Linked DNA regions of Homo sapiens: region 1 is linked to region 2. The links are chromatin contacts, found by Hi-C in ENCODE. All regions are on one chromosome and are shown on one strand. The core of a region is the stretch at or near the end of the contact, and the rest is flanking DNA. Distances in the headings are between cores, read along the strand shown. Region 1 holds the start of LRP8 (LDL receptor related protein 8). Region 2 holds the start of LINC01562 (long intergenic non-protein coding RNA 1562).

Region 1 (4,516 bases), core at 1-2,500, 2.1 Mb after region 2:
CCCCACCGTTCCTTTTCTCTCCCCGGGTCTGAGCTCCCTGGCCCGCCACTCACGGCAGTCGTCCTCGTCGCTGTGGTCTAAGCAGTCATCGTCCTCGTCGCATCTCCACACAGAGGGGATGCAGCGCTCGTTCCGGCACTGGAATTGGTCCTTTTCGCAATCCTTGGCCGGCCCTGCGAGGGGGAGGGAGCGTGAGCTGGATCAGCGGACTCGGCCCCACTCCCCACCATGCAGTCCGGGCCACCCGGAAGGACCCGCTGGGGAGGAGGAAAGGGGGCGATTATGGAGACCCCGGGGGCTTCAGGCACACTCCATCCAAAGGGAGGGCACGATGGCAGGGGTTCCGTGGATGTCGGGCCGCTCGGTGGCACGGCGAGACCAGGCACCTACTTAAAGTGTCACACGACCTGGGTATACCCTCCATTCAGACGCACTCACCCGCACACGCGACCCATAGTCAGAGATCTGCTCAGATACAGCCCATAGGGAGTCCCCGCGCCCGCGCGCCAGGCGCAGTGGGAGCCGCAGGCACATCACCCTGGCAGGCAGCCCCCTCTCTCTCCGCCGCGCGCAGGGGTCTGCGGAAACGCATTGTCAAGCGGAGAAGCCGCCCGGCTCTGCTCATTACCGCCGCGGAGCGCGCGTGTCAAATAAACCCCAACGGCGAGAATCACACAGCTCATCCGGAACCATGAATGGCCGCCCCTCCGGCAAAGTTCCCCGCTGGCCAAGCCCCCCTGCACCCCTCCCCCAAGATCCGCTGCCCAGAGGGCAGAGCCCTCAACACCGAGGCCCGCGGGGGCGGGGGGCCGAGGGCAAATTCAGGAATAGCCGCTTCGCGTGGAGCCTGTCCGCCCGGGAGCCCCCGATAGCCCCGGGTTCTGGACCCCTCCCCGCTCCGGCCTCCCGGCCGCGCTTTGTTGGTGGCTAGGGCGGAGCAGAGCCGAGTCAGAGACCGGCTGCACGCACCTTGGCCGCCGAGCAGCGGATCAGCCGCTGCCGCCGCAAGATGCTGGAGCTGCAGCAGCAGCAGCAGCAGCAGCAGCAGCAGCAGCGCCAGAAGCCGGAGAGGGCCCGGCTCGGGGAGGCCCATGGCGGGCCCGGGGCTCCGGCCGCCGCGCCCCGCGCTCCCCGCGCCGCCGCCGCCGCGTCTCAGCCCTCCGAGTCCTTGCCGCGGCGCCGGGGTTGCCGCTGCCCCCGCCGCCGCCGCCGCCGCCGCTGCCGCCCGCCCCGGCTCCTCGGCTGCATTTCAAGCAGGTTCGGTGACGCTCGGCGGCGGGGCGGGCTCAGGCTGGGCGCGCGGCCCCGGCCCTGGGCGGCCGCCGCCAGCGCGCGCGCTCCCTCCCGCTGCCGCCTCCGCCCCACGCTCCCCCTGCCGCCGCCTCCTCGCCCTCCTCCCTCCTGTCTTTCGTCCACTCTTCTCTCAGCGGGCGCTCCACGGCCCTGCTCTGGGCTCGCCTGAGTGCTGGGCTCTGCAGACGCAGGGATGGGCCAGGCGAGCCCCTCACCACGGAGGTAGCAGGTCCAGAGGAAGCAGCAGAGGCTTCCTGGAGGAGGTGACAGGCGGATCAGAGGCTGAGGGATGTCTAGGAGTGAGCCTGGGCGGGAGGGGAAATGATGTTACAGGACGAACAGGCCTGTGCAGTGTGCGCGTGGGGCGGGGGAGGGAGGGATAGGGGTGAGATCCCAAGATGTGGATGAGCAGGGAGAAGCTGGGGGCGCAGGGCTGGACCCCTGCACCTGTCATGGGCTCCGGCTGGGATATTATAAATCCCTGTGGCTGGTTTGGTTTCCGTGCCATGTGCATCTGTGCATGTTGCACGCTCATGTGATCATGGGGACGTGAGGCAGGTGGATTGGGCCTGGTGCACAGACTATTCATCGTCGTTAAGTACGCTCCAGGCCCCTAGTCAGAGGGGCAACCAGGGGGGGCCCGCAGGGAAGACAAGGAATCCTCGCTGTGATGGAGAAAGACGAGGTCTGTGGGGCGGGCCGGGCGGGGGGGAAGGGGAGGGCACGGAAGGGATGCCATCCCTGCCGCTAGGGGCCGCGCACCTAGGCCCGCGCTGTCCGCCCCTGCTGTCTTCTGCAGGAAGGAGAAGGCACCTCTTCCTCTGGAGGGCTGCAGCCCGCCTCACCCACACTGGGGAGAATGGGTGCGGAGAGCGAGCTGGGATTCGATTTCAGCCTCAGACTTGTGAGCCGGGTCCAACCCACACAACCTTCTTTAGAGAATGAGATTCCAGGGCATTGGCCACTCAAAACAACCGGCCTGCAGGTGCCAAGAGCCAGTGTTAGGTCCACCCTCCCTCCCCTCTTGCCCCTTCACCTCCCTCGCGGATGGGCAGGTGCTGTTAGCCCTTGGCCTGGAAACCACCCTGTCTCCTCAGCAGCCTCCTGAGCCGTAGTCCCCCAAAGGGCAGCCCAGCGGCAATATCTGTGGCCACCCCACCAGAAAGGGACTTAGATCCCCAGAGAGCCCGGCACGGTGCTCCTGCCATCATCACCCCTCCTGTCCCTTGTTCATTCAGTCATTCAGCAAGCATTTCAGGCCCTGTTCTGTGCCAACCCTGTGCTGGGCCTGCGGGTACCAAGGTGAATCAGGCATGGTGCCAGCCCCGGAGAGGTCCCTGACCTGTGGGGAGACAGACCATTAGCACACAGACAACGAAATGCAGGCGTCCTTTCACCTATATGTGCCAAACGCCCTTCAAGGCTCAAGGATACAGTGGAAACAGATAAGGTTCCTCCCTGCTCTCCTGCAGTTATGTCTTAGTTGGAAGAGATACACACAAAAGCAGGAAAACAAAAGATTATTTCAGGTCATCATAACTTCTATGGAAAAAACAAAACAGACCCAGGTGAGAGCAATGGGGGTAACTGTAGAGGTGATCAGGCAAGGCCTCACAGAGGAGGTGACATTTCACTGAATGGCAAGATGGATCCTGACCCATGAAGATCAGGCGGAAGGGCATTCTTGGCAAAGGGAATGGCAATCAAGGTGGGCCGGGGCCTGATGACAGGGAAGGAGTGGGTGCCTCAGGTGAGGCTGGAGGGAGTTGGCAAGGCCCTGATCACCAGGGCTTTGTAGGCCACAGCTGGGAGTTTGGATTCTGTGTCAAGCACAATGGTGCCTGGGACTGTGGGATAAAGATAGAAGCCCGTCTTGCTGCCCAAACTGACCTATCCAACTCAGTCCCTCCTCCTCCTCCACTCTGTGGTCTTAGGAAAGTCAATCCTATCTCCCAGTCTCACTTTCTTATCTGGGAAATGGAAGAGATAAGGAATTTCTGAGGTTCATTCCAACTGTAAGATTAGTATGTGGGCCGAAGTCTAGAGGCAGCAGATGAAGAAAAGAAAAGAAAGGAAAAGAGGCCGGGCGTGGTGGCTCGCACCTGTAATCCCAGCACTTTGGGAGGCCGAGGCGGGCGGATCATGAGGTCAGGAGATTGAGACCATCCTGGCTAACACGGTGAAACCCTGTCTCTACTAAAATACAAAAAATTAGCCGGGCATGGTGTCGGGCACCTGTAGTCCCAGCTACTCAGGAAGCTGAGGCAAGAGAATGGCGTGAACCCGGGAGGCGGAGGTTGCAGTGAGCCGAGATCGCGCCACTGCACTCCAGCCTGGGCCACAGGACCAGACTCTGTCTCAAAAAAAAAAAAAGAAAGAAAGAAAAAGAAAGAAAGGAAGGAAGGAAGGAAGGAAGGAAGGAAGGAAAAAAGAGAGAAATGGAGAGCATGGGCCTGTGGGTGAGACTGCCTGGGTCTGAGTCTGTTCCTTCCCTTTCTAGTTATGTGAACTTGGGCAACTCAATCTCTGTGGCTCTAAATGTGAAAAATGAGAAAGGTGATAGTACTCACCTCACAGCATTGTGGTGAGGATATGAGATGAGATTGTGTACGCACAGCATACAGTATATAGTAGCTGCATGAGAAATGTTAGTTATTGTTACTATTATTCAAACATAATTCCCTGTTCACAAAACCCTGATGGCTTTCCAATACCCAGAATCAAGACTGAGCCCAGGCATCCCCCGACCTCCCCAAGGGAGAAGGATGCCAGTTGCCAAAGTGGGCAAATCCTTGTCTCTCAACAGTCCCCTCAGCAGAGGTCCTTCTGGCTCCTCTCAGCCTCCACCCACTTTGGGCCACTTCCCCGGGCTCCTGCAGTCCCTGGGCTTCCCTTTGCCGCAGCCCTGACCACCCTGTGTTGCCACAGTCTGCTTATGCAACTGTCTCCCTCGTCACTCTGTGAGCTGCTGGAGGACAGGAGCCCGCTCTCCTGCATTCCTGGATTCTTGGCACAGGGCACATTTGACCAATGCTTGTTTCTGCCTTTATTGAAGGATTTGTACCCCTAGGAGGACTATGTCTTCCTCATCTTTGTCTTCAGAGGATAAATACAAGGCCTGACACATAACAAGCATGAGGTAAGTTATATTTACTTGAAAAAGTTAAAAGAAAACCACATAAAATAACAACAATAGCCAATATTTATTGTATACTTGCTGGGG
Region 2 (4,217 bases), core at 271-2,770:
GCTATTCAGGAGGCTGAGGCAGGAGAATTGCTTGAACCGGGGAAGTAGAGGTTGCGGTAAGCCAAGATCGCACCATTGCACTCTAGCCTGGGCAACACAAGCAAAACTCTGTCTCAAAAAATAAAAATTAAAAAAAATTAAAACTAACTAAATAAATCTATGTCTGGCCAGGCATACAGTGGCTCACACCTGTAATTCCAGCACTTTGGGAGGCTGAGGCGGGAGGATCGCTTGCGCCCAGGAGTTTGAGACCAGCCTGGGCAACATGGCAAGACTTCGTCTCTACCAAAAACAAAAACAAATGCAAGGCATGGTGGTGTGCATCTGTAGTTCTAGTTACTGGAGAGGCCTGAAGCAGGAGGATCACCTGAGCCCAGGAGGTTGAAGCTGCAGTGAGCCTCGATCAAGCCAGCCTGGGTGACAGAGTGAGACCCTGTCTCCAAAACAAACAAACAATGTCTACAAATTCTAGCACTGTGTAAATATTATGTCAAATAATTGTATAAATTATTATTAATAAAAATTTCTTTAGGTTTGACAATAATTTGTGGGGTAAATTTTCTCACTTTGTAAAAATTCCAGGGTACCTCTGATTTCTGGTAAATTTAGCCAATCATAAATTAAATGAGTTCTTGGAAGCTCAACAATTCCAAAACCAAAATTGTGAGTCAGTTTGTTCTTTCTTTCCTTCTTTCCTTTCTTTTTCTTTTTCTTTCTTTCTTTCTTTCTTTCTTTTCTTTCTTTCTTTCTTTTCTTTCTCTTTTCTCTTTCTCTTTCTCTCCCTTCCTTCTTTCCTTCCTTCCTGCCTCCCTTCTCTCTCTCTCTCTTTCTCCTTCCTTTTTTTTTTGAGACTGAGTCTTACTCACTCCCTCGCCCACGCTAGAGTGCAGTGGCACAATCTGGGCTCACTGCGCTGCAACTTCCACCTCCCAGGTTCAAGCGGTTTTCCTGCCTCACCCTCCCGAGTAGCTGGGACTACAGGCGTGCACCAGCACACCTGGCTAGTTTTTGTATTTTTAGTAGAGATGGGGTTTCACCATGTTGGCCAGGCTACTCTCGAATCCCTGACCTCAAGTGATCCACCCGCCTTGACCTCCCAAATTGCTGGGATTACAGACGTAAGCCACCACGCCTGGCCCAAAATTATGAGTCTTTTCAAAAATTTTATATCAAAAAGGTGATATTTAATGTGGAATTTGAGTGCATTTAAATAAGATAGTGACTTCGTAGAATAGGGACTGCAGAGTAAGAGTGTTCAGACCCATTCGAGTTTAATATAGCCCTACCTCTAAGAATCCTTTCTGTTCCTCACTCAAATGAACTAATTGCTGTCTTTCAGTTCCTCTAAAAACCTTGGGGTCCGTGGCAGGGTGTGGGCTTAGGACTCACCTGATTACTTGTCTTCCCAGGTGGTCTCTGGGCTCTATCAGGAACAAGCCAGGTATGATCATCCTTTTCCCCAGTCCTTAGCGTGGGGTCTGGTATACACACGCACACACAACTTCAGTAAATGGTGAATGAAACGAAAGGCAGTCAAGATCCACCTGTTGAATGAACGTCTATCAGGAGCACTGTCATCCTTCTTGCTTCCTTCTTTTGCATATGTTGTTTGAGCTGCTCATTCAACCAAGGAGAGAGCATACTCTACCTTGGGCAGTGTGCCAGCCTTGCACAGAGGGACAGATGATTCAGCTTGATCAGGCTGTGACAGAGAAAAGCTCAGGGTCTGAGAGCACACAGGATGCGACTAACCCAGACTGGAGGGTCAGGAGAGTCTCCCCAGGGGAAATGAAGTTGCATCCAGAAGGATTCCTGAGAATAATGATTAGCCTGATGAGAAGCAGAAAGGTTGGGAGTGGAGGGAAGTGGGTTTCTGTGAGAGAAACAATATGGACAAAGGCCCCAGGCAGAGGCAATAGTATTCCAGATAACGAAAAGCATTTTAGAGAGTCTAGTTTAGAATTTGTGAAGGAGGTGACAATGCTGCTAATGAGATTGAAAGGGAGTCAGATTTGTAAACCATTTAAGGATTGTCTTAAGGACAGCCTTGAGGAGACACTGAAGGTTTTAACAGGAGAATGACATGATCCGATTTAAATTTTAAAAAGATAACTCTGTCAACTGTGCCAACAGTGAATTGGATGTGGGCAATGATGAACTCAGGAACAGCTGAGAGTCTATTGCAGAAGCCAAGGTGAGAGATGATGGTGGCTTGGACTTTGGTGCTGGGACTGGAAAGAAATGAACAATCTGATATACAACTGGAAGAATAATCTCTCTGGCTGTGATGTGGAAGGATAAGGACGTGATTGGACAGGCAGGGATGGTTCAGTAACGAGCTAGGACTTTATTGTGAAGGGATAAAGGGGAAGCTTTTAACATTTTAATCATGGGACTGATCCATTCCGATATGGGTTTATATAAATAGACCGCTTGGCGGAGGGTGGTGAGAAGACTGTCAGGCAGTGCACAGGTAAGAACTGAGCCCTAGACGGGGCAGGAGCAATGAATGTGGGGAGGCGCGGGAGACGGGAGATTGGTTTCGGAGCCAGGTACGGAGCCAAGCAGTCAGAGAGAAGCAAAAATTGACGCAGCACCGAGAACAGCTGCTAGTGGAGAGGGGGATGGGCGCCGCCGGAGCCGCCCTCGCCTCCTGGCGCCGGGGGCGGGACCAGAGCACGCACGGCGCGATGACGCAGTGCCCGAGCCGGCCTCGTTCTGGCTGCCGCCGTCTCGCTGAGGCGGAGTAGGATGAGGCCCGCGGCCGTGGCTCCGGCGTCGGCGGGGGCAGCAGCAGCTGAGGCAGCAGCTGAGGCAGCCGCGACGGCCGCGCCCCCCCCCGCTGACCTGGATTAGGCCCAGCAGCTCCGTGGCCGCCGCCGCCCCGCGGGGGGGCGGGGTGGGGAAGTGCTTCGTCTCCCCGCCCCCCCCCCCCCATCGCTGCCTCGCAGGAGGCGAACGCCGCGACCCCAGCGGAGCCCGCGGCCCAGCCTTGATCCCCCAACCCCGGGGGCTGGCATGAGCGGCCCCTCGGCGGCACCGTGGGGCGGTGGAGTCGCCTCCGCCTGATCCCCGGCCTGTCGCCCGACCCCACCTCGCCAACCGAGGCGGACCGCGGAGTGTGCGAACGACCCCACCGCTGCTTTCTCCTCCCCCAGATCACGCACCCCAGCTCCGGAAGATGGGGAACTGCCTCAAATCCCCCACCTCGGATGACATCTCCCTGCTTCACGAGTCTCAGTCCGACCGGGCTAGCTTTGGCGAGGGGACGGAGCCGGATCAGGAGCCGCCGCCGCCATATCAGGTAGGGGAGGGTGTGTGTTGGGGGGAGCGAGTAGAGGCAGCTCTGGCGGAGATTGAGGGGGCTTCGGGGCCGTCTCTGCCCCTGGCTTCGGCAAGGCCTGGCCTGGGCGGCATTGACCCCTTAGGGCTGGATCTGAGGGCATTTGCTCTCTGATCTCAGAGTAAGGTTGATTCTTCGCCTGCCCTCGGGCACCGTGTGGGGATGATACCCTCTGCCCTTGAGTTCTGGGATCAGAGTATGTGATCACATCCCCTTGGCCAGTGTCTGGTGGTTCGCTTGTGGAGTTTGGGAGTGACATTTTCCTGTCTTTATGTCTGAATCGTATGATTTCCTCATCGCACCGCCAACTGGATTATGGGTTCTGGATAGGTGGTTGCCAAGCACCACCCCCCCGCCCCATTTATGTTTTCATGTGTGGTCGTCCTCTTACCCACCTCCCTCGTCTTTTTGTTAATTGGATCTGGCAGGTTTTCCCTCTGCTTGGGAGACGGATCTCCAAGTGGTGATTTTAACCCTAGCGACATCGAGTTACTTGTGTGTGTGTGTATATATATATATATGTGTATATATATATATATATATATGTATATAAATTTTAATCCCTCCTCTTTTTGCTCCACCCATATGACACACCTTTTAAACGTGCTGACTTAAGAAAACTTGATTAGCTTGAACTTTGGAAACCTTTAAACCTGGCTTGGGAAATTCCTTCGGTTACTCGTGTTCTCCCTTTGTATCAAAGACTCTCCTAAATACGTTGTACTGCTTTTTGTACAATAATCAGTAGTCCCAGATGTGTTGCAGAATTCGAGTGAAGACCTCTTAAACTCAAAATAGGTATGTGGATGTTATAATCCACAATAGATGTGTGAAAACCTTTCCTGTACTTTTTCCATTTTAGATGATATTGAAT

Evidence for each region. A loop is a pair of places that touch in the nucleus more often than their neighbours do. Pooled maps may share reads with other maps.
Region 1: a loop to region 2 is called in a map of B cell, with 16 times the contacts of the local background. The contact joins the promoter of LRP8 here to the promoter of LINC01562 in region 2. A Hi-C loop is called at or near these places in 4 of 168 maps with a recorded cell type or tissue (B cell, CD4-positive, alpha-beta T cell, CD8-positive, alpha-beta T cell and 1 more), 1 of 37 single-sample maps with no recorded cell type and 7 of 50 pooled maps.

The regions. Positions count from the first base shown.
Region 1 is chr1:53,326,820-53,331,335 of GRCh38, forward strand. It overlaps LRP8 (LDL receptor related protein 8), which reads right to left and starts at 1,251. Exons shown (of 19, transcript NM_004631.5): 1 at 970-1,251; 2 at 54-173. The coding sequence starts at 1,093. LRP8-DT (LRP8 divergent transcript) reads left to right here and starts at 1,414. Exons shown (of 3, transcript NR_131923.1): 1 at 1,414-1,556; 2 at 4,349-4,432. RefSeq lists silencers at 1-232, 748-917, 968-1,117, 1,188-1,387 and enhancers at 298-407, 1,458-1,687.
Region 2 is chr1:51,233,576-51,237,792 of GRCh38, forward strand. LINC01562 (long intergenic non-protein coding RNA 1562) reads right to left here and starts at 1,521. Exons shown (of 2, transcript NR_147076.1): 1 at 1,390-1,521. RNF11 (ring finger protein 11) reads left to right here and starts at 2,698. Exons shown (of 3, transcript NM_014372.5): 1 at 2,698-3,304. The coding sequence starts at 3,182. RefSeq lists a silencer at 2,483-2,962.